4 separate regions of the Mus musculus genome follow, and all the other regions are linked to region 1. The links are chromatin loops, found by intact Hi-C in ENCODE. Cell type or tissue: left cerebral cortex. All regions are shown on one strand. Region 1 overlaps D830025C05Rik (a long non-coding RNA gene). Region 2 overlaps Nsd3 (nuclear receptor binding SET domain protein 3). Region 3 overlaps Nsd3 (nuclear receptor binding SET domain protein 3). Region 4 overlaps Nsd3 (nuclear receptor binding SET domain protein 3).

Region 1 (5,000 bases):
CTGGCCCAGAACTCGTTATGTAGACCAGGCTTGCCTTGAACTCACAGAGATTCATTTGCCTGGTCCTCTAAATTGCTCAGATTTAAATGTGTGCACCACCATGCCTGGCTCGAGCTTTCTTCAACTTTTCTGAGAACTCTGATGATAAAATTATGAGCTGTACAAAATAGAATAAGTTTTGAGGGCTGGGCATGGTAGTGCATGCCTTTTATGCCAGTACTTAATAGACAAGACTGGCAGATCTGTGTGAGCTCAAGGTCACTCTGGTCTACAAAGTGAGTTCCAAGACAGCCAGGGCTACACAGTGGGATCCTGTTTCAAAAGAACTAAAAAAGAAAAGAAAAAAAGAAATGGAGGCCGTTTTTAATCCTAAAAAAAAAAAAAAAAAAAAAAGTATATTTCAACTAACCGAATGGACTACTTAAAATAAGCAAAACTTTTCAGTTTGGCCACTAGGGGTCCCTTTGTGCATGTCAGGCAATTTTCCACTAGGGGTTCTGTTTCACAGTCTGATCATAAAGAATTGAAATTTACAAAACTTAACTCCTCCTTCCCCGCCTTGAGACAGGGTCTCACCATGTAGCCCTGGCTGGCCTGGAACTCACTGTGTAGACCAGGCTAGTCTCGAACTCACTGAGATCCTCCTGGCTCCTGATTAAAGAGCTTATTATGTCCCATAATAAAGAGATTATGTCCCATGCTAAAGCTTCCCTCTCCTTGTTTTCTCGCTCTGATAATTCCAAGCTCTACAGTAATTATTTTAATATTTGTCAAATGCAAAAACATTCTTATCATTTTACAATGAAATATCTTATGGAAAAATTCTTATCCATGAATTATATTCACTTACAAGCAGGTACAGTAAAATGTATTATTTAAAAGCCAGATGAACTATCCCATACCCAGTATTTGAAACATAAAGAAGATTTTTTAATCTGGTCACAAGTTAACAATCCAGTTCTTTTAAGAAGGGTTGGGGGGATAAGAACCCTGATGAGACCCATTTGTTCAAAGCAATGAATACTTTCTCCAGGTTTGTATACTTTATCAGGTTTGACAATTTGGTGTTTAGGATAAATTGAATATATTTTTACCACCATAACCTGGAGAAACCTCTTCTGCTTCTGTCTTGATAAGCTGTTTGCTCGTTTGCTATTGAAAAGAGTAAGCATGGTTTGAACCTCAGAATAGGTTAGATGATGGAAACATAAAGTATTATGTGTGGGTAAATTGGGGAAGGAGGATTTCTGGGTCTAACAAGACTTAACAGATGAACAGTAAAGTGGTCTAAGGAGGTAGCTCATCTGAAAAGGTGCTTGCAGTGCCACTGATGATGGGAGTTCAAGCCCTGTAATACGGTGCAAGTCTGGAGCTAGCTCCCACAAGCACTCCTCTCATATTTGCACACACACAAAATAACACAAAAATCAACACTATTGTTCCTGTGCATGGTGGCACACACTTTAATTATAGCACTTGGCAGGCAGAGGCAGAAATTATATTAGGTTGAGGCCAACCTGGTCTTCACAGGAAGTTGAACAGCCAGGGACCCTGTCTCAAAAAAAAAAAAAAAAAAAAAAAAGACTTTTCAGGGCAATTGTGGTGCATGCCTTTGATCCAAGCACTAGGGAGGCAGGTGGATCTCTGAGTTCAAAGCCAGCCTGGTCTACAAAGGGAATTACTCCAGGACATCCAGGACTGTTACACAGAGAAATTCTGTCTCCAAAAACCAAAATAGAGACCAAACCAAAATAATAATAATAATGATAATATCATCAATGGAATTATTTTCATGATCACTTTTAGTATGAGTGCCCATTAAAATCAGTGAACTGCAGAGATTTTTCTAAAATTCTGAGGAGGTGGGCTGGAGAGATGGATCAATGGTTAAGAGCACTTGTTCTTGCTGAGTGCAAGGGTTTGATTCCTAGCACCCAAGAGGTTGCTCACAACCATCCATAACACCAGTTCCAGTAGATCTGACACCTTTTTTTGACCTTTTCGGGGACATGGCATGCACAAGGCACACAGATATATATGTGAGCAAAACACTGATAAACATAAAAATATAAAATATTAAAAACAGTTCTGAGGCAGGGCAGTGGTGGTGCATGCCTTTAATCCCAGCACTTGGGAGTCAGGGGCAGGTGGATTTCTGAGTTCAAGGCCAGCCTGGTCTACAGAGTGAGTTCCAGGATAGCCAGGGATACACAGAGAAACCCTGTCTCGAAAAGACCAAAACAAAACAAAAAACAAAAAACCCGCCGGGCGTGGTGGCGCATGCCTTAATCCCAGCATTTGGGAGGCAGAGGCAGGCGGATTTCTGAGTTTGAGGCCAGCCTGGTCTACAAAGTGAGTTAGTTCCAGGACAGCCAGGGCTATACAGAGAAACAATGTCTCGAAAAACAAAACAAAAACAACAACAACAACAAAAAAAAAACCAAAAAAAAAAAAAACAAAAAATTCTGAGGTGGTATTTGAAACACATCAGGAAATTTCCTTTAATGGTAGCAAATGTAGTCTCTATGGAGAGGAGGTTGACACTTTTTTTGTTTTGTTTTGTTTGTTTGTTTGTTTTTCGAGACAGGGTTTCACTGTATAGCCCTGGCTGTCCTGGAACTCACTTTGTAGACCAGGCTGGCCTCGAACTCAGAAATCTGCCTCCGGAGTGCTGTGATAAAAGGCGTGCACCACCACGCCCGACTGGAGGTTGACACTTTGTAGTGACAGGGTTCGGTAATTCTCAGAACAGAAAGCAAGAGTGTATCGGTTTCCTCATTTGATGGCTACGTATGTTTCCTTTGTAAGTTCTCGTTTCTGGGTTGGACCTTCTAAGTAATTACCAGGCCCCAAGAAACTACATCTGCACACCCCTTCAAGACTGTTTACCCGGCCCTGTCACTGGATCACTCGTATTTCCTAGAATGGGAAGGGCAAGGGGTTTGCAGAGGACTGCCTCCCTTCCTCTCACTCTCCGGTGATCGCTCTGGGACAAATATCCCCACGTCACTCAGTGCGGAGCTCTGGCCCGGAGCAGCGCAGGGCCGGGGCACGTGACCCGCCCGCAGTCCTCGCTGTGGCCCGCGGCCCGGGATGCAGTCGCGCTGACGTCCTCCCGGCTACCCACAAGCCTCTGTACCCCGGTGCGGGCAGGAAGAGGGCAACCGGGTCCAGTGGCTGCCCGGGAGATCGGGGTGCCTTCTGTTGCTGGACGCGGACTGCCCGGCAACCCCCGGGCACACTGGCGGCTACCGGTCTCTCTCCCGGGGAAGGAGACTGCCCCGGCTCGGGCTGTCGTCCTAACGTGCTGGCCCGTGTCTGGGACGCCGGGGCCAGGGCGCTCTGCTGACAGCTGTCAGGCTGTCAGTGACTCCCGGGCACTCCCCGGTCTGCGTCACCGCGTACCGGTCATCAGGTTCTTCCTAACATCTAGGAATGGTAGCGCAGGGCCACTCGAGTACCATATGGCGTCTAGTACGTGCTGCCGTTTAGTAAGTATTAGCCTCGCAGGCCCGACCTGGCTGCCCCTCCGCACCAGCCCTTCCTGTCCCTCTGCCTCATCGCCTGCGGTCTCGCGTCTGCTCCAGACTCTCGCGCGCCCCTCCTCTCCGCGGCTGACGAGCCTCTTCCTCCTTCGCTCTCAGCGCCGAGCTCCGGACTGCATTTCCCGGCAGGCGCCGCGGCCAGTAGCCAATAGGAGACCTAGGATTTGGCGGCGGCGGCGCCGAACGGGGCGGGGGGGCTTTGTGCGCGGAGGCGGCGGCGGCGGCGGCGACGGCGGCGGGAGCTGGCGGCGCGGAGATCCGGACGGAGGCCGAGACCGGGGCTGGGTTGCCGGGTGTCTGCTGGGAGAGGTGTGCAGCTTTCGATCAGAACCCTGGGACCCTGCTGCCCTTCGGGGCCGCCAGCCTCCGGCTCCTCTCCGGCACCAGCAGCTACGCGGCGACCCCCGTCCGGCCGCCTCCCCTTCGCTCCGCGTCGCCCGCAGCCTTCCGTCTGCCCGCAAAACGAGCCCGGCCGGCCGGGCCGTGGCCGTCCTCAGTGCCGGCCGCCATGGCAGGGGTGCTCGGCGCGGGGGAAATCTAGTCCGAGGATTTCATGCGGCCTAGCTCGGTTCCGTCTCCTGCGCCCGCGGTCCCGGCAGCTGCCGGCAACCCAGCCCCACTTCGGGCCTCGGTGTCTCTCCTGTGATCGCACTGACACGGCAGGGGGGTTAGAATGGAACAAACTGAAGGTAAAGTGCTTGTGTATGTGTGTGTTGCGCGTCAGGGCTGAGGAGGCTCCTTGGGGTGGGGGCGACCTAAGACCCAGGCACCCATAAGGAGTGAGACCCTGGAAGAGAAGGGGCCGCGGATGGCCTGAAAGGGTTCTGGGAAGGAAGAGCAGATGGTAAGGTGGGTGTGGAAGGAATTGGGAGGTGGGGCAGGTAGGCTTGGGATATGATGTAGTGGTGCTGAGCTGGGAATTGGGAGTAGAGGTGGGATGGGGGCGGGGATAAGGATGGAAACGGGGGAGGGGTAGGAAAAGAGAAGAGTTAGATTTGGACATTAGAGACCTAATGCAAATGAGGATAGGTCTGGAATGGAGTGTGGAAACTAGAAGAGTTGGGGGGAAAGGGATAGGGGTGATGGAGAATCGAGGCTTCTTCTGGGAATCAAGGAGAGAAACTAGTGAATCAAAGTGGAGGAAAAGATAAGATTAGGAAATAGGGATGAAAAATGATTGTGTCAGGATGCAAGAGCAGGATAGGAAATAGACGCAGGAAACTGAAAGACATACGATTGGGCTAGGGAAGGACATTAGCTGAGTGTTGGAAAGGATGAGAATTATCGACCAGGCGTCACAGAGTGTGAGGAAAAGGATGGGGATTATTGAAGTGTTAGAAGGGAAAGCCTTTTGTTCCTATGTTTGTGTGTATTCTGTCTTGTATTTCAAGGCTAGAGAAATAGAGAAGCTAGTGGTTATGGGGTTGTGATTGTTGTGAAATGAGGGAGGTGTGG
Region 2 (5,000 bases), 76 kb after region 1:
ATGTAGTAATAATATACATGTGAAATTACCTTTTCAAAGAATTCTGAGAAGTGATTCTATCAATTATAAACTCGCAGATTTTTTTTTTTGATTTTTATAAAATGAATGAATACCCATTTTTAGGTAAGCACTTTGCCGCTGAGCTGTCCCCACTCTTTCCTTCCCCTTTCTTTACTTTTGGAGACAGGCTCTCACTATGTAGCCCTGGCTGACATGGAACGAAATCTATAGACCAGGCTGGCCAGGCATTCACAGAGATCCACCTGCCTCAGCCTCCCCATTGCTGGGATTAAAGGTGTCTGACACCATAACCAGCTTTAGAATATTTATTTTTTATAGCCCACTCATCTAGTATTAAAATTTCAGAATTAGTTACAGCAAGTCTAATATTTTAAAGCAATTTACCATGGAGGAGTATGTCCTTTTTTATTTAAAATCTTCATAATTTAAAACTTCCAAATTTAAAAGCTAACTTTGTGGGTGCTCTATAGTATCACAAGCATATAAAAATTTTTTGAGAATATTTAGCTAAAATTTCAGTAATATTTGTTATTTATCATATAATTTCCATATATAGGAAATTAAAGAAAAAATTCAAGTCTGACAAATCTATAGTATTTGTTACCAAAATGAAATTGTGACTTTGCCACCTGGTTCTCAAATTCAGTCTGTGACCAGTCAGTTTAAAATAAACAAACAGAATGAGTAAAAATAATGGGACAAATTGTTACTGCCACTGTGTTATATATAGTTAGTAGTAGACTAATACCAGTGATTGTTTAGAAGATTTTATATTTGTACAACTAATTGTATCGTACAAAAAGCATTCCTGTTGTATGTTTTTTTACCTGTTGTAAAAAAAAAATAAAAAAATTTTTAAAAAGCTTAGAACAATCCTTACATATTTACAAAATGTGTTTCAACATGCATATTTCACATCTTAAAGAAACATAAAATTCCATCCCAGCCTAAACAGAAACTTCTACAAACAGCATCTCTTCCCTATTCCAATGGTTCAGTCTTCCAGTACCACGTGTTCTACATATACATTGGCAGAATAACTTCTGATCTCGCTCTCCTAATGTAGGATCAAGACACTGTTCATAAGACACTCAAGAAAGTGCTAATGCAATATCACAGACGTATTAAGTTTGTTCTAGCAGCACAAGTATTGAGCTTCCAGCTGTATGGAGCCATGTAGCACTCTCTACAGAGAGGGTCCCGATTGCCAGCAACTTAGCTGTGAGTGCAGGCGCGGAAGGAAGGGTCTTAAAGTGGCGTGAGTTACATTAACCTGAGTATCATAGTAAGTAAACATTTATCCTAATGTCTTTGGGGCGGGAGGGGTTCATAGCAACATTGGGGCTGGTCACAGAAACAGACACTGAGGAAAATGCTCTGGCTCTCCTCTAGCACCAGGGGCGCGGTGGGAAGTCTTTGCTAAGGAGCACGAGGCTACGCTGTCACCTGGTACTCAGCACAGGCAGCTAGGGCTTACGCCTCCCTGACCTTGAGACAGACAACTTGACTCAGAAGATGGGATTGAGTTTAGACTTTCAATGACATCGATCACTCATCACTATTTAGAGTGATGAAAATGCAAAAATTTTTTCCCTCGATTTTCTACCAGTGAAAAAGCCCTCCTGTTAATGTCGTACTGTTCTTTCCAAACAGGTTGAGACAGCTCCCCAGGCCTCCCTGAAGACCGGGTTACAGAAAGGTGAGTTACTCTAAGGTGCTGCTTGGCATTTCCTGATTAAACCAGTCTCTAAGAATAATTCATTTGTGCTTCATGGACTTTTGTCTGTCTCTGTAAATCTTTGTTGCTATTCAGTGTGGAATTTTACCCTCTGTGTGTGTGTGTGTGTGTGTGTGTGTGTGTGTGTGTCTGTCTGTCTGTCTGTCTGTCTGTCTGTCTGTGTGAGAGAGAGAGAGAGAGAGAGGACAGAGAACGAGAGAGTCGAGAGAGAGAGTCTTCTACAGTTGATCCTACTCTGTACTTCCATGTGAAAAGTCTTTCTTGTTTTGATAAATTAGAGAACACCATGTAGACTTGGTATTGTTTCCAGCTTTTCTCCGTAAGATTTTGGGATTTCACTGGCTTATAAACTAGGGATGTGACGAATCCACTTTTTTGGTATTCGACCGAATACCGAATAGTAGCTATTAATGCTTGTCAAAAATGGACTATGGCAAATCAGACAGGACAGCTTGACTGGGAAAAAATGATGCCCCCCCCTTTTCAGTGCTGTACAATCGTTTTGTAAATTGACCCTTAGCGTAACTATGGCTACTAGTAGATGACCATATTATGTAAATCTCTTTGAGATATGCACAAAGTTTAAGAAGCCTTAAACTTATCTATGTGTTTTCTGTGTGCAATCTGAGTATAGTACAAACTCCATAGCATGACTCGTGAAATTTTGGTGAGCTCAAACTGTATTTAGTACCTGTAGTTTACTCTGGGCAAATTGCATTATTTTAAAATAAATAAAATAAAACACCAGCCTGTCTGCACTCTCGGGGAGAAGTCTGCAGCGATGGTCTCCGTGGAGATCCTCAGCAGAACTGAACGCCTCTCGGAGGGAACACTGCTTGGCGGAGCCCCAAGAAAAGACATCGCGATCGATCGCTGCGAGATTAGGAGGCCTGATTGCGTTGTGTTTCCACCATTCCACAGGGTCGGCGGACCGAGGAGCGCAGGGCTCTGTCAGATTCAGTGACAGCTCCGTCTCCGCAGCGAAAGAGGAAACTGTGGACTGAGATTCCTGTACAATTTCATCCCAGAAACTCCAGACTTGGAGTCTCCGTGCAAGAGTTCTTTGTCGGCGGCTCGATAAAGTTCCTTTTGTTTTGATTTTGATTTTGCCAATCATTATTATTGGCATTCTCTGGCCTGGTTTCTTCTTCAAGACTGAACAATTGCTTTAACATTCAGATGATTTCTCTCTATCTTTTTTTTTTTTTTTTTTTTTTTTTTTGTCCGAGCTGGATGGGTACAGCTTAAATCATGGGTCCAGCCTAAAAAACAAACAAACAAACAAACAAACCACCATTTAACTTACCCTGATCAATTCCAACATGGACTGTTTTGTTTTTAAATAAAGCATCATTAATACACATCTGCAGGGTTTTGCCAAATGGCCCAAACTGTATACATTGCAATCATTAAAAGCTCTTATTATTTTTTCTAACATTAGTGCCGTTGTCATGGAGAACAACAGGACAGCTGCTTTCAGCAGTCTGTCATTTTTCTGGCATTTTCAGAAACTCATCGGAATTGGCGGTACCCGTGTTTCCCTTCGCAAGCCTCTCAGTACAGCACTTCTGTTCTTCTGTTAAAACTCCTTGTTAATTCAGTGATCTCTTAGGCCAAGGAAATACTTTGTGGTGGTGTTCTGGTTCCACACACCAGCAATGAAAGAGATAGATTTGTGTCCTTGTGTTCTTGAATCAGCATTAACGTGGGCGGGCACCCTCCTTTGTAGCTGTCAGGAAGCATTCAGTGCAAACTTGTAGGATGGGATGTGCTAAGAAGGTTCCAGTAACCAGAGCAGTCTCCCGAGGCCGCCACCTCCACCACAACACGTGGCTAGACACCAAGCGCTCCCTTCGGCCTGTTACGGATCTTCATGGCCTCAGGAGACCTGTTTCTCCACAGTCTCTTCCGGACTGCACAATTCCACCGTAGCTTGCTGGGCTGATCTAGATGTCTGTCTGTTGTATGGAAAGTTTGGGGGGGGGGGATCTAAAACAAACTGTGGGTGGACATCTTACCCGTCTCCTTGGTTCCTTGGTATTCACCGTGCCTGATCTGCACATGTCATCGCGGCTGTCTCTGTCTAGCCTACCGCATTAGCCCAAGAGATTATTGCTTTGTAACTTTTTGCACTATTGTTTTGGCTGGATTTGTATTACACGCAGTTTTAAAAAAAAAAATTCCACACTCTTCTCTGCCTTTTTTTTCCCAAGTATATATTTCTTCTCTCCCTCACAAAGTCCAGAGGCCTGTCATCTAGCCCTTGGTGATTTCTCGCACTTGAACACTGATTGTCCATTCAGCCCTCAGTAACGTTCCTCCCACATGGCATGATGTGTGTGGACGTGCCACAGCACTTGTTAACGGTCACAATAAATGCCACTCTACTAAGAAAGAACAATTATGAAAATCCAAAATGTATTGGGGGGCTAATAACTGAATTGCAAAATTGGGGGGTTGAAACGGCACTATCCGAGTAGGAATCGAATACAAATCAAAGATTTGTCACATCCCTAATCAAACAAGATGGAGATGTCTCTGCAACCGTATCTGTAAACTACACTGTGTTGGGTTTCATGTCTTCCCCTTACGCAATCAAATGGTTCTCTGAATTGTTCCAAATCAATTGGCTGTCTCTCAGTTTGGCTAGAATGGATGTCTAGAGTGGAACTTGGGCCCTGCTGGGGAAACGGCGACAAGCAGAACTGAACTTAAATGTTTTTATAGAGCAGTTGTGAATGGGATCACTTAATACCGGAAGTCAGAAACTTATCAAGTCCTGGCTTGCAACTTCAGTGCTACAAACAGCTGTGAATTTCCCCCAGTATACTTGAGACGAGTTTGGGGAAAGAAAATACTCACCACCAACAAAAAAAAAAGTTTACAGTGACCCTAAATTCTATTTTAGGATTAATTTCAGTGTGTTATGTTAAGGTGCCAGCGAGATTTCAGATTCCTGTAAGCCCCTAAAGAAAAGGAGTCGCGCCTCAACGGATGTAGAGACGGCTAGTTGCACGTACAGAGACACATCTGACTCCGATTCTAGAGGACTGAGTGACGGGCAGGTGAGTGTGTGCTCGGGTCTGGGCAGACGACTTGTTTGCCAGCCACAGTTAGCATGCTTTCTCGGGAGCATCCGGGGAACGTAAGCGTACTCGTGGTACGATAGCATGTAAGGGGGGATAGCATGTTTGTCATCGCTCACTCTTGGTCACCACAATATTCAGCTTACCTGTCTGTG
Region 3 (5,000 bases), 66 kb after region 1:
AGCACTCCTCCTAACAGCTGTACTTAGGCCTTGCTCAGGCCTTCTCTCCGTCCAGCTTGAAGCTGTGAGAAAAGGCCACACATTTAGCTTGGCATTGCTGTGGCAGCAGTTTTGTTAGATTCCTGTTAGCTTGGGATAGCTTGTTGAGTTTTAGAGAAGAAATTCCATTACTGTGTTGGAAAGGGTAATCAGTGGTATAAGTCAGCCACTAAAGCTCCCTCAGTCCACCCTGGGTTTCCATCGCAGGCAGTTAGGTTTTGGCTTGCAGGTGTCAGAATTCTGGATGACACTGGACTATGTACACGCCTTCCAGCCCACTTCATAACTCAGGGTTTGTGATTTTGATTTAATTGTATCACATGTATGTATATATTAAGGAATTATGTTCTTTCTTCACCATTAGCATAGACATATATAGACATTAAAATATTGGTTAAATATAGTGATGCTTCATGTTTAGAATTGGTTTTAGAAATATCAAGAGTCCTGCATCCATTCTTTCTGCCTGTGGGTTTAACTGATCTCCACAGCGCTAGGTTTTCCAGAACAGCTTAAATTTGTTTCCAGCTGATGTCTCTCCATGTTGTCCTTTTGCTTTCTCCCTTCCCTTCTTCCTCTCACTCCCCACTCCCCTCTTTCTCATTTCCTTTCCTTGCCAGATCCCTTAAGGCTGTTGTGAGTTCCACAATACTGGTGTCAGGACCAAACTTAGTCCCCTAGACATCAGCAGGTGCTCTTAGCCACTGAGCCATCTCTAGCCCCAATGTGATTCTTTTGATAGCAGCATTTGCATATTGTTTGAATGCAAATTGCCTTTATTCTTAGAGCTGGTTTTATTTACTTCTGTATGAAAAATATCCTCAACACCCTAAGGCTATTAAAGACAATTCAAGATAAAACTTTTATCTTTCGGGGCCAGAGAGATGGCTCAGCCCTTAAGAACACTTGCTGTTCTTGTATAGATCTGGGTCTGGTTCCCAGCACCTAAATGGTGACTTACAACCTTCTATAACTCCTGCTCCAGAGGATCCCAGGCTACATCCTAGCTGCTGCAGGTACACATAAGTGCAGGCAAACACTCATAAAGTGAAAATCAATAAATCCTAAAGGACAAATTGATCTTTTGAAAAATAAATAACATTTAAAATTACTCTTATTACATTAAAAAATACCTAAATTAAGATCTAAATTAACTGCACTTATTATCTGTCTGTTCATGTTACCTACTTGATCTCAGTTTGTAATATAAATGGCATATCTCTTTTATCTAACGGTATTCTCATCTCAAGACACAGTGACCTTTCTGCCTTTGCAATAAGCAACCAAATGACAATGGTACATATATATAAAAAAAACTGTTCAGACTAGGAATTACCTTTTTTTTTTTGACAGAAAACAGGGTAATGTGAGTTTATTTATTAAGAATATTTGCCAGGCAGTGGTGGCGCACGCCTCTAATCCCACACTTGGGAGGCAGAGGCAGGTGGATTTCTGAGTTCAAGGCCAGCCTGGTCTACAGAGTGAGTTCCAGGACAGCCAGAGCTACACAGAGAAACCCTGTCTCGAAAAACAAACAAACAAAATACTTATCACCTGGACTTAAGGCAAATTTTTATTTTTCTTTCAAGGGATCTCATTAAAATACATTCTGATAACGACTAATCATAATTGACATTACAAGTTTGAGCAAATTACGGTCACGTTAAGCCATCTGTATAAGCTCATGCTGTTATGTGCCTACTAACTTGTCTTTTTATTCTACCTCATTTTAAAGGGTATTGGTAACAAAACAGAAATAAGTGTCAGGGGGCAAGACAGGCTTATAATCTCTTCACCAAGTCAGAGAAGTGAAAAGCCGGCTCAGAGCGCGTCATCTCCGGAGGCAACATCTGGTTCTGCAGGTGGGTGTGACTGAGGGGCGCCTGGCTCCATCCTCAGGGGTTCCTAAGAAAGTTTCATTGTCAAAGGTAAACGAGGGTGAATGAAGGCAGGCCATAATGACATACTGTGTAAGTATTTCACTGTGAGAGTCCTTGCTCTGTATGCTAACTCTAACTCCAGCCCCGGGCGACTGACGCCCTCTTCTGGTGCACATGTGCACAGACGTACATGGAAGCAGCATATTCAGTATTTGGATTTTAAAAGTAATTCTTTTAGAAGGAAACAAAAGAATTAGAGCTAGAGAGTTGTATTCATAGTTCTTTTCCCTAAATACAAGCACTGTCCCATAATTAAGAGTATAGCTGTAAATTCTATGCTGAGCATGGTGGTGTGCATGGAATCCCAGCTAAAAGAAACCAGCAACATCCCAGCTCGAAAAAAGAAAGGAAAAGAAAAGAAAAAAAAAGAAAAAAGAAAAAAGAAAGGCGTGGGGGTGGGGCGTTACAGCTGTGATTTGTAAGCCTGTGAAATCTTTTATATCTTATATTGAAGGACAGCAGCTTCCTCTGCAGCCTCAGGAGACAGTCTCAACCCTCACCGTTTGCTCCTTTATCTAACTCTGTTGGAGACGGAGTTGTTGTTTGGATGTGTGCAGTGTTAGTGGCTCCTCATCCTTAAAAGAGAAACGTCTGAGGGAGGGAGTCGGCAGCAGAGGCGGGGAGGTCTCTGTGAGTTTGACACCTGTCTTGCCTGCATAGCAAGTTCCAGGTCTGCCAGAGATGGACAAAACAGAATGACAGGAAACAGCAACAACAAAAACAGAGAAAGAAAAATGCCTGTATTTAGAAAGGTTGTACCTTTGGAAGACTTTAAGGCTATGTTTGTATCTAAAGTTGGAATTACTTTTACTTATTTATGTGTGTATGTGTGCACTTGCACACGTGCCACAGCATGCATGTAGATCTCAGGGGACTGCTTGTGGGAGACAGTCTCTTATTTATTTATTTATTTATTTATTTATTATTTTCTTTATATACATTTCAAATGCTATCCCGAAAGTTCCCTATACCCTCCCTCCGCCCTGCTCCCCTACCCACTCACTTCCCCTTCTTGGCCCTGGCATTCCTCTGTACTGGGGCATATAAAGTTTGCAATACCCAGGGGCCTCTGTTCCCAGTGATGACCGACTAGGCCATCTTCTGCTACATATGCAGCTAGAGACACGAGCTCTGGGGGTATTGGTTAATTCATAATGTTGTTCCACCTATAGGGTTGCAGATCCCTTCAGCTCCTTGAGTGCTTTCTCTAGCTTCTCCATTGGGGACCCTGTGATCCATCTTATAGATGACTGTGAGCATCCACTTCTGTATTTGCCAGGCACTTGCATAGCCTCATACGAGACAGCTATAACAGGGTCCCTTCAGCAAAATCTTTCTGGCATATACAATAGTGGGAAACAGTTTTTTAACGTGGGTCCTGGGGATCAAACAAGTCAGATGTGGCAGGGAGCACCCGTATTCACTGAGCCATCTTAGCAGATTGAAGCTATTTTTCTTTCTTTTTTTTCTTTCTTTCTTTCTTTTTTCTTTTTCGACACAGGGTTTCTCTGTGTAGCCCTGGCTGTCCTGGAACTCACTTTGTAGACCAGGCTGGCCTCGAACTCAGAAATCTGCCTGCCTCTGCCTCCCAAGTGCTGGGATTAAAGGCGTGCGCCACCGGCAGCTATTTTTCAAAAAGACTTTAATATGTATCTTAGTTTTAATAGATCATGTGCTACGTTGTTATTCATAATAACAGTACTATGTGAATGATAAAATGAATAATTAATATATATTATTAGAAATAGTATTATATGTTATTTTGATTTCTATAGTCAGTAGAAATAGATCTGTAATCAGTTGGAGAGTCTTCCATGAGCATGCCGGTTCCAAGGCCAGTGTATCCTGCTTAGTAAGACCTTGGGCCAAAATAAAAAGCTATAGTGGGGTGCGAGCCATGTGTGTGGTTTCCTGCCTGTTATCCAGCACTCAGAAGACCAAGCAAGAAGATCACTGTCAGCCAAAGTTAGCTTGGGCTATTTCAGGATAGCCTGGGCTGCAGAGTGAGAACCTGTCTCAACCACTCTCCCATCCCCATAGGCTGGTAGAGTGGTTGTCTGGTATGCACACTGGCCTAAGTTCAATATTTAATTGAACGAGAAAATCTTAATTAGCTTGGTCATTTAGAATCTTATCTTATAAATAAGAGTTTATTTTGTTCTTTAAAAGATTTTGAATGCTAAGAAATGATTTTGTAATTTAGGAAGAAAAAACTTGAACCATTTCTGTTCTGCCATATGTTGGCCACATTGAATAGTCCTGGGACCCAGATTAGTGGATTATTTTTCCCCATACTGACCATCTTAGACACCTGCTAAGCAACCTTTTTTGTCTATTTTTGTTTTGAGACAAGGCCTCTCTTCATAGCCCTGGCTGTCCTGGAACTCACTCTGTAGACCAGGCTAGCCCTGAAGGCAAGATACCTCCTACTTCTGCTTGCCTTGTATGGGATTAAAGGTGTACCACTTCGTCTCTTGATTCATTTCTCTCAGTGCCAGACCCTTCAGGTTTAAGCTTGTGTGTGTATGTGTGTGTGTGTGTGTGTGTGTGTGTGTGTGTGTGGTTTCATAGCGTATGGTAGGAAACGCAGTCTGCCTGGACTCCCCTGCCTTTTGCCACCTCCCACTGCTGCTCCAACCAGCATCGGCTCCCACACCCCAGGCACTGCAGAGACTCCAGATAACTCCTGGACTCGCTGTTGGTGGTTGGTTTGTTTCGGTGTTCTTTTGGTTTGGTTTTGGACGGGATTCTTCCAATGTAGGCCAGGCTAGCTCTGGGTAACAGGACTTAGGTGAGCACTTCATTGAAGCTTACCGGGTTGTTTTTAAAGCCAGCACAGGTGTGCAGACAAAGGGCTGTATAGTTTCTATGTCCTTCTTAGGTTTCTGCCCTCCCAGGCCCCTCCTGTTTCCTCATCTGGGAGTTTTCCACGGCCACAGTTGAGAAGGTCTTAGGAGGCTTTGGCACGTACAGACAGTCTATTGGTAATTTAGGTTTCAGCCTCTCTTCCCCAGGAGTTTG
Region 4 (5,000 bases), 110 kb after region 1:
TGTAGTGATGATAATGGCTTCAAAAGTCAGGGTTCGCTTTATTCCAAGACCTAGTGACATGCCACAGATGCCACTTGGGAATATAGCAATAATGTCAGCAAGAAAAAGCAAGCACATTGCTGCCTTTGGAAATACTTGCACAGGGATATTCCTGCCACCCAAATACCTGTGAATAAATAATAACTATTTACTTCTAGGGTTGAAGGGGGATTTTCCGGTTCTCTTTTCTTTTTGTAGATGTGTGCTCATGCCTGTTAAAGTCAGGTAACAATCAGGATGTTGTTTCTAAGGTGTTTTCATGACTTTAATGCATCTTAGTTAGCAAACTGGGGAGGAAAAGATTTATTTTAGCTTACAGTTGTAGTCCACTATGAAAGGAGTTCAGGGCAAGAACTCAAGGCCTGAACTGAAGCAGAAACCAAGGCTCAGTCAGCTTGCTTTGTTTTAAAGTTCTGGCTGTCTTGAAACTCCCATGTGAGTGCTGGAATTAAAGGTGTTGTCTTAGACAGGGTTTCTATTCCTGCACAAACATCATGACCAAGAAGCAAGTTGGGGAGGAAAGGGTTTATTCAGCTTACATTTCCACATTGCTGTTCATCACCAAAGGAAGTCAGGACTGGAACTCAAGCAGGTCAGGAAGCAGGAGCTGATGCAGAGGCCATGGAGGGATGTTCCTTACTGGCTTGCTTCCCCTGTCTTGCTCAGCCTGCTCTCTTATAGAACCCAAGACTACCCGCCAGGGATGGTCCCACCCACAAGGGGCCTTTCCCCCTTGATCACTAATTGAGAAAATGCCTTACAGTTGGATCTCATGGAGGCATTTCCTCAACTGAAGCTCCTTTCTCTGTAATAACTCCAGCCTGTGTCAAGTTGACACCCAGAAGCAGCCAGTACAGGTGTATGCCACCATGCCTGGCCAGCCTGCTTCCTTAGACCATCCAGGACCACCTGTGAGCTGGTGCTCCCCCATCAGTCACTAACAAGAGAATAATACCTCTGGACTCACCAGGCAATCTGACAGAGGCATTTTCTCATTCAAGGCTCCTCTTCCCAGATAACTCAAGCTCCTGTTGAGTAGACAACAGGCCAACTAGAACAGACCTGCTGTTTGACAGGGTTTCTCACCACCTGAACCTTCTCCAAGCTGGACAGTGAGTGTCACTGTCTCTAGGATTTCACAAAAATATGGTGTGTGCCACCATGCTCAGCCTCTTAGTTTCTATGGATCTGAGCTCAGATCATAACATTGTTAGGCAAATATTCCACTGCACAGCTCTGTGGTGTTTATCTTGTTTTTCATTAAAAAGGATTGTCTGAGAAACTAGGCCTAGGCAGATCCACATGTACACACCGTGTGGCCAGTAAAGTGAGGACATTGCTCATCCCCTTACATGGTTCTTAGCATCACACTCAGGTTACGCACTGAGCCATCCCTTTCCCCCAGTCCTGGGCTTTTGTTGTTGTTAAGGTAAGATCTCATGGGTCCAAGCGAGCCTCGAACTCCACACAAGACGAGACAAGATGAGGGGGACCTGAACTGCTGCTGTCTACACCTCCCCGTGCTGGGGCTATAGACATGTGCCACCACATGCCGTTTGTGTGCTGTTGGGGACTGAGCCCATGGCCTTCCCATGGCCTTACACAAGCCAGGCAAGGATTCTGCTATTGTATTACATTCCTGGCCCTCACAAACACTTTTAGTTAGTTTTCTTGGTTCATACATGTGGTGTTAGGATGTGCATTACAGTGCAGCTGATGTTCCCTGTTACATCCTTCTTTGCAGGGGGAATTTGTAAACGAGTATGTCGGTGAATTAATTGATGAAGAAGAGTGCAGACTCCGAATCAAGCGAGCCCACGAGAACAGTGTAACTAATTTTTATATGTTAACTGTTACCAAGGTAAAATTGCTTTTATTTTTTGGTAAGAAAAAGGGACGTTTTGTGTTCTGTTTGTGATTTTATGTTGACCTCGGTTTCTGTTCCTTTCATTTTTTTTCTAAGTAAACTATGAGGATTTTCAGTAGTTGGTGCTGTTATTATCTCAGGATTACAGAAGGAACCGTCCATAGTCAGGAGACTATGGAGCAAGAGGGAAATGCTAAGAAACAAAGCGACCATGTCTGAGGCAGCTAGAGATCTGGGTTCTTTATTACTGCTGGAGAAATCAACTATAACTGAGTTATTAAATACCTTGAAATTTTTCATTAGCCTAAAGCTCAAAAGTTTTCTCTGTATTTATTAAGCTTAAAAAAAATGACAGGCTGGAGAGATGGCTCAGTAGTTAAGAGCACTGACTGCTCTTCCATAGGTCCTGAGTTCAAGTCCCAGCAACCACTTGGTAGCTCACAGCCACAGCAGTGGGATCTGATGCCCTCTTCTGGTGTGTCTGAGTAGAGTGATGGTGTAATCACATACATAAAATAGATAAAGTCTAAAAAAACAAAAAACCAATGACAAGAGGGTTGGAGAAATGTCTCCATGGCTGGGAGCGTTTGTTGCTTTTACAGAAAACCAGGGTCCGGTTCCGAGCTCCCGAGTACTGGCACACAACAATTTGGAACTTCATTCCCAGAGAACATGACATCTTATTTCTAAAGGCACCAGGGGCGCCCCGTGAGTCACATACATATATGCAGGCAACATACTCATACGTGTAAGACAAGTGACAGGAAAATAATGAATGTTGGCATAAGAACAATGGAAGTAAACTAGTTTAAATAAAACTTTAGCCAGGCACTGTGGCACGCACCTGTACTCTCAGCGTTTGGGAGGTTAAAGCAGGAGGATCATAAGTTTAAGTTAGAGCCAGCCTGGGCTACATAGTTATGATCCTGTCTAAATAAAAGAGAAACAAACACAGAAAAGAAAACAGAGCATCGAAGACCGGTAACTGGTAAATTGATTTGTATTTGCGTGTCTCATGGCAGCCATGATGTCATTTCTTATCATCATCCTTACAGAGGACAGGAAGCCCAGGCCTAGGTGTAGTTCAGTCTTTGTTTAGTACACTACTACACACCAAGGACCAAGACTAGTCCTCCTGTTCCACGTGTTCTGTGATGGTTCTAAAAGAATCAGAATGTCATCTAAGCTGAGGCCATGGCTCCGTGCTGAAGCATGTACTGAAGGCATGTGAGGCTGTGGGTTTGAGCCTCATCTCAAGCAAAAACTTGACAGAAAACCAACAAAAAACAGTAAAAGAGGTTGTGGGCATGGTGGCACACACCTTTAATCCTAGCACTTTTGAGACTGAGGCAGGCAGATCTCTCAGTTCAAGGACAGCCTGGTCTACATAGCATGTTCCACACCAACCAGAGCCACATTGTCAGACACTATCTCAAAAAAGAAAAAAGGAAGATAAACTATATGTAGTTATGTCTTATGTGAAAAGTGTAGCCGGGCATGGTGGCTCACACATTTAATCCCAGCACTTGGGAGGCAGAGGCAGGCGAATTTCTGAGTTCGAGGACAGCCTGCTCTACAGAGTGAGTTCCAGGACAGCCAGGGCTACACAGAGAAACCCTGTCTCGAAAAACCAAAAAAAAAAAAAAAATTAAAAAATAGAAAAGTGTACAGCTTGCACGTGCTACAGGGTAACCTCGACTGCCGGTGTTAGGCTGGAGTCTGCGTCTCGAATCCTCTTACTGAGTTCAGTTCAGTGACAGCGTCCTGTGTGTTCAGGCCTTGGCACGACCTCACTGTTAGAGTCCACACTGACAGACCTAACTGTCTAGTGTTTCCTGCGTAGGTAACCCCTGTGAGAGGACAGACATGAAGGACTGTCACCTCCCGCTCAGAGAGAGTCTCATTGCCCTTCTCTGTCCTCGTGGGTAAACTCGTCCATCCCATAGCAGTTTATCTTCTAGCATAGAGTTCAAGAGAGAAGCTGAGAAGGAACTGCCTGAGCAGTTGGTTACCTGAACCATATAGCTCCGTGCACGATCAAGAATGCCTAAACATGTGACCTGCTGCTGATCCTTATTTATTAGACTACCATCAGCAGTTTCTATGCAGTTTCTAGAAAGAAAGAAAGAAAGAAAGAAAGAAAGAAAGAAAGAAAGAAAGAAAGAAAGAAAGAAAGAAAGAAAGAAAGAAAAGAAAGAAAGAAAAATTTAAAAAACAAAACCCTAAGGTCCTCAAATAGAGAACGTGTTAACTCCACAGAGGAGTGTCTGCAATGTTTTTAGAGCTGACAGTTGGCACACCAGCTGATGATAAATGATCCTGTCTTGGAGTTCCCTAACTGGATGTTTCTAAATGGGCTTGTATCCAGTTTATGTTGAAGCACCCCCCACACACAGACTTTTTTTTCTTTCTGAAGGACCGTATAATTGATGCTGGACCAAAGGGAAATTATTCTCGTTTCATGAACCACAGTTGTAATCCAAACTGTGAGACACAGAAGTGGACTGTAAATGGAGACGTTCGAGTTGGACTATTTGCTCTTTGTGACATTCCTGCAGGTAAAGCGTGACTTGCTGCCGGGGCCCCTCCACGGGGGAAGCCTGTCTTAAAGGCCCAGCCCCTGAGAGTCTATTCAGATCAGACAACTGGGCGTTACTTGCCAATGTGGTAAAACTACATCTAAAGAGAAAACCTGTCCAGCCTTTCTGCAGAAGAGGATGTGGGAGGGTCTGCCACAGTGCAGACACGTCACTTCCCAAAATAGTGCTGTCTGCAGAATAGAACTAGATGGCCTAGCTCTTCTGTGCGTTTAAAGCATACTAGAGGTAATTAACTCATGGAGGCTGGAGAGATGGCTCAGCAGTGGAGAGTCTATACTTGTTTTGCAGAGGGCCGGAGATCAATGCCCAGCGTGCATGTGGAGTGGCTCACGACCATACTGCAGCTGCAAGGGTCAGAGCCCTCCAGCTCCCACGGGCACCCACACACATACACACATACACACATACACACATTCACGTAATTACAAACAGTCCAAGTAAATCCTTTTTTAAGAAAGCAATTTGCTGTCCCCACACCAGCTGGCTTCTTTTTC

What was found. Hi-C counts contacts between places; a loop is a spot of excess contacts. Peaks named below come from ENCODE experiments on the same cell type or tissue, not always from the same donor. Only the 100,000 strongest peaks of a DNase experiment are listed, where the experiment ranks them.
Region 2: a loop joins it to region 1, with 2.2 times the contacts of the local background. A loop is called at or near these places in 5 of 42 quality-filtered maps.
Region 3: a loop joins it to region 1, with 2.1 times the contacts of the local background. A loop is called at or near these places in 5 of 42 quality-filtered maps.
Region 4: it touches region 1 in a loop (2.9-fold over the local background); 3 of 42 quality-filtered maps call a loop at or near these places.

What each region holds. Positions count from the first base shown.
Region 1 is chr8:25,598,503-25,603,502 of GRCm38, forward strand. It overlaps D830025C05Rik (a long non-coding RNA gene), which reads left to right. Exons shown (of 1, transcript XR_003947362.1): 1 at 1-705. It also overlaps a transcript of Nsd3 not described here. Among named protein-coding and RNA genes, the nearest start is that of Letm2, 3.5 kb to the left of the region's middle. In left cerebral cortex, a CTCF peak has its summit at 465 (motif pointing right); DNase peaks (open chromatin) are centred at 469, 3,073, 3,636 and 4,304; H3K4me3 peaks cover 2,512 bases; H3K27ac peaks cover 2,522 bases.
Region 2 is chr8:25,674,023-25,679,022 of GRCm38, forward strand. Nsd3 (nuclear receptor binding SET domain protein 3) reads left to right here. Exons shown (of 23, transcript NM_001081269.2): 8 at 1,675-1,720; 9 at 4,694-4,824. Among named protein-coding and RNA genes, the nearest start is that of Nsd3, 36 kb to the left of the region's middle. In left cerebral cortex, no CTCF peak of the experiment used is centred here; DNase peaks (open chromatin) are centred at 2,662 and 3,455.
Region 3 is chr8:25,664,256-25,669,255 of GRCm38, forward strand. Nsd3 (nuclear receptor binding SET domain protein 3) reads left to right here. Exons shown (of 23, transcript NM_001081269.2): 6 at 1,775-1,901. Among named protein-coding and RNA genes, the nearest start is that of Nsd3, 26 kb to the left of the region's middle. In left cerebral cortex, a CTCF peak has its summit at 2,088 (motif pointing left); DNase peaks (open chromatin) are centred at 2,033 and 4,607.
Region 4 is chr8:25,704,741-25,709,740 of GRCm38, forward strand. It overlaps Nsd3 (nuclear receptor binding SET domain protein 3), which reads left to right. Exons shown (of 23, transcript NM_001081269.2): 19 at 1,784-1,900; 20 at 4,323-4,464. Among named protein-coding and RNA genes, the nearest start is that of Plpp5, 13 kb to the right of the region's middle. In left cerebral cortex, a CTCF peak has its summit at 2,396 (motif pointing left); DNase peaks (open chromatin) are centred at 4,628 and 4,939; H3K27ac peaks cover 1,157 bases.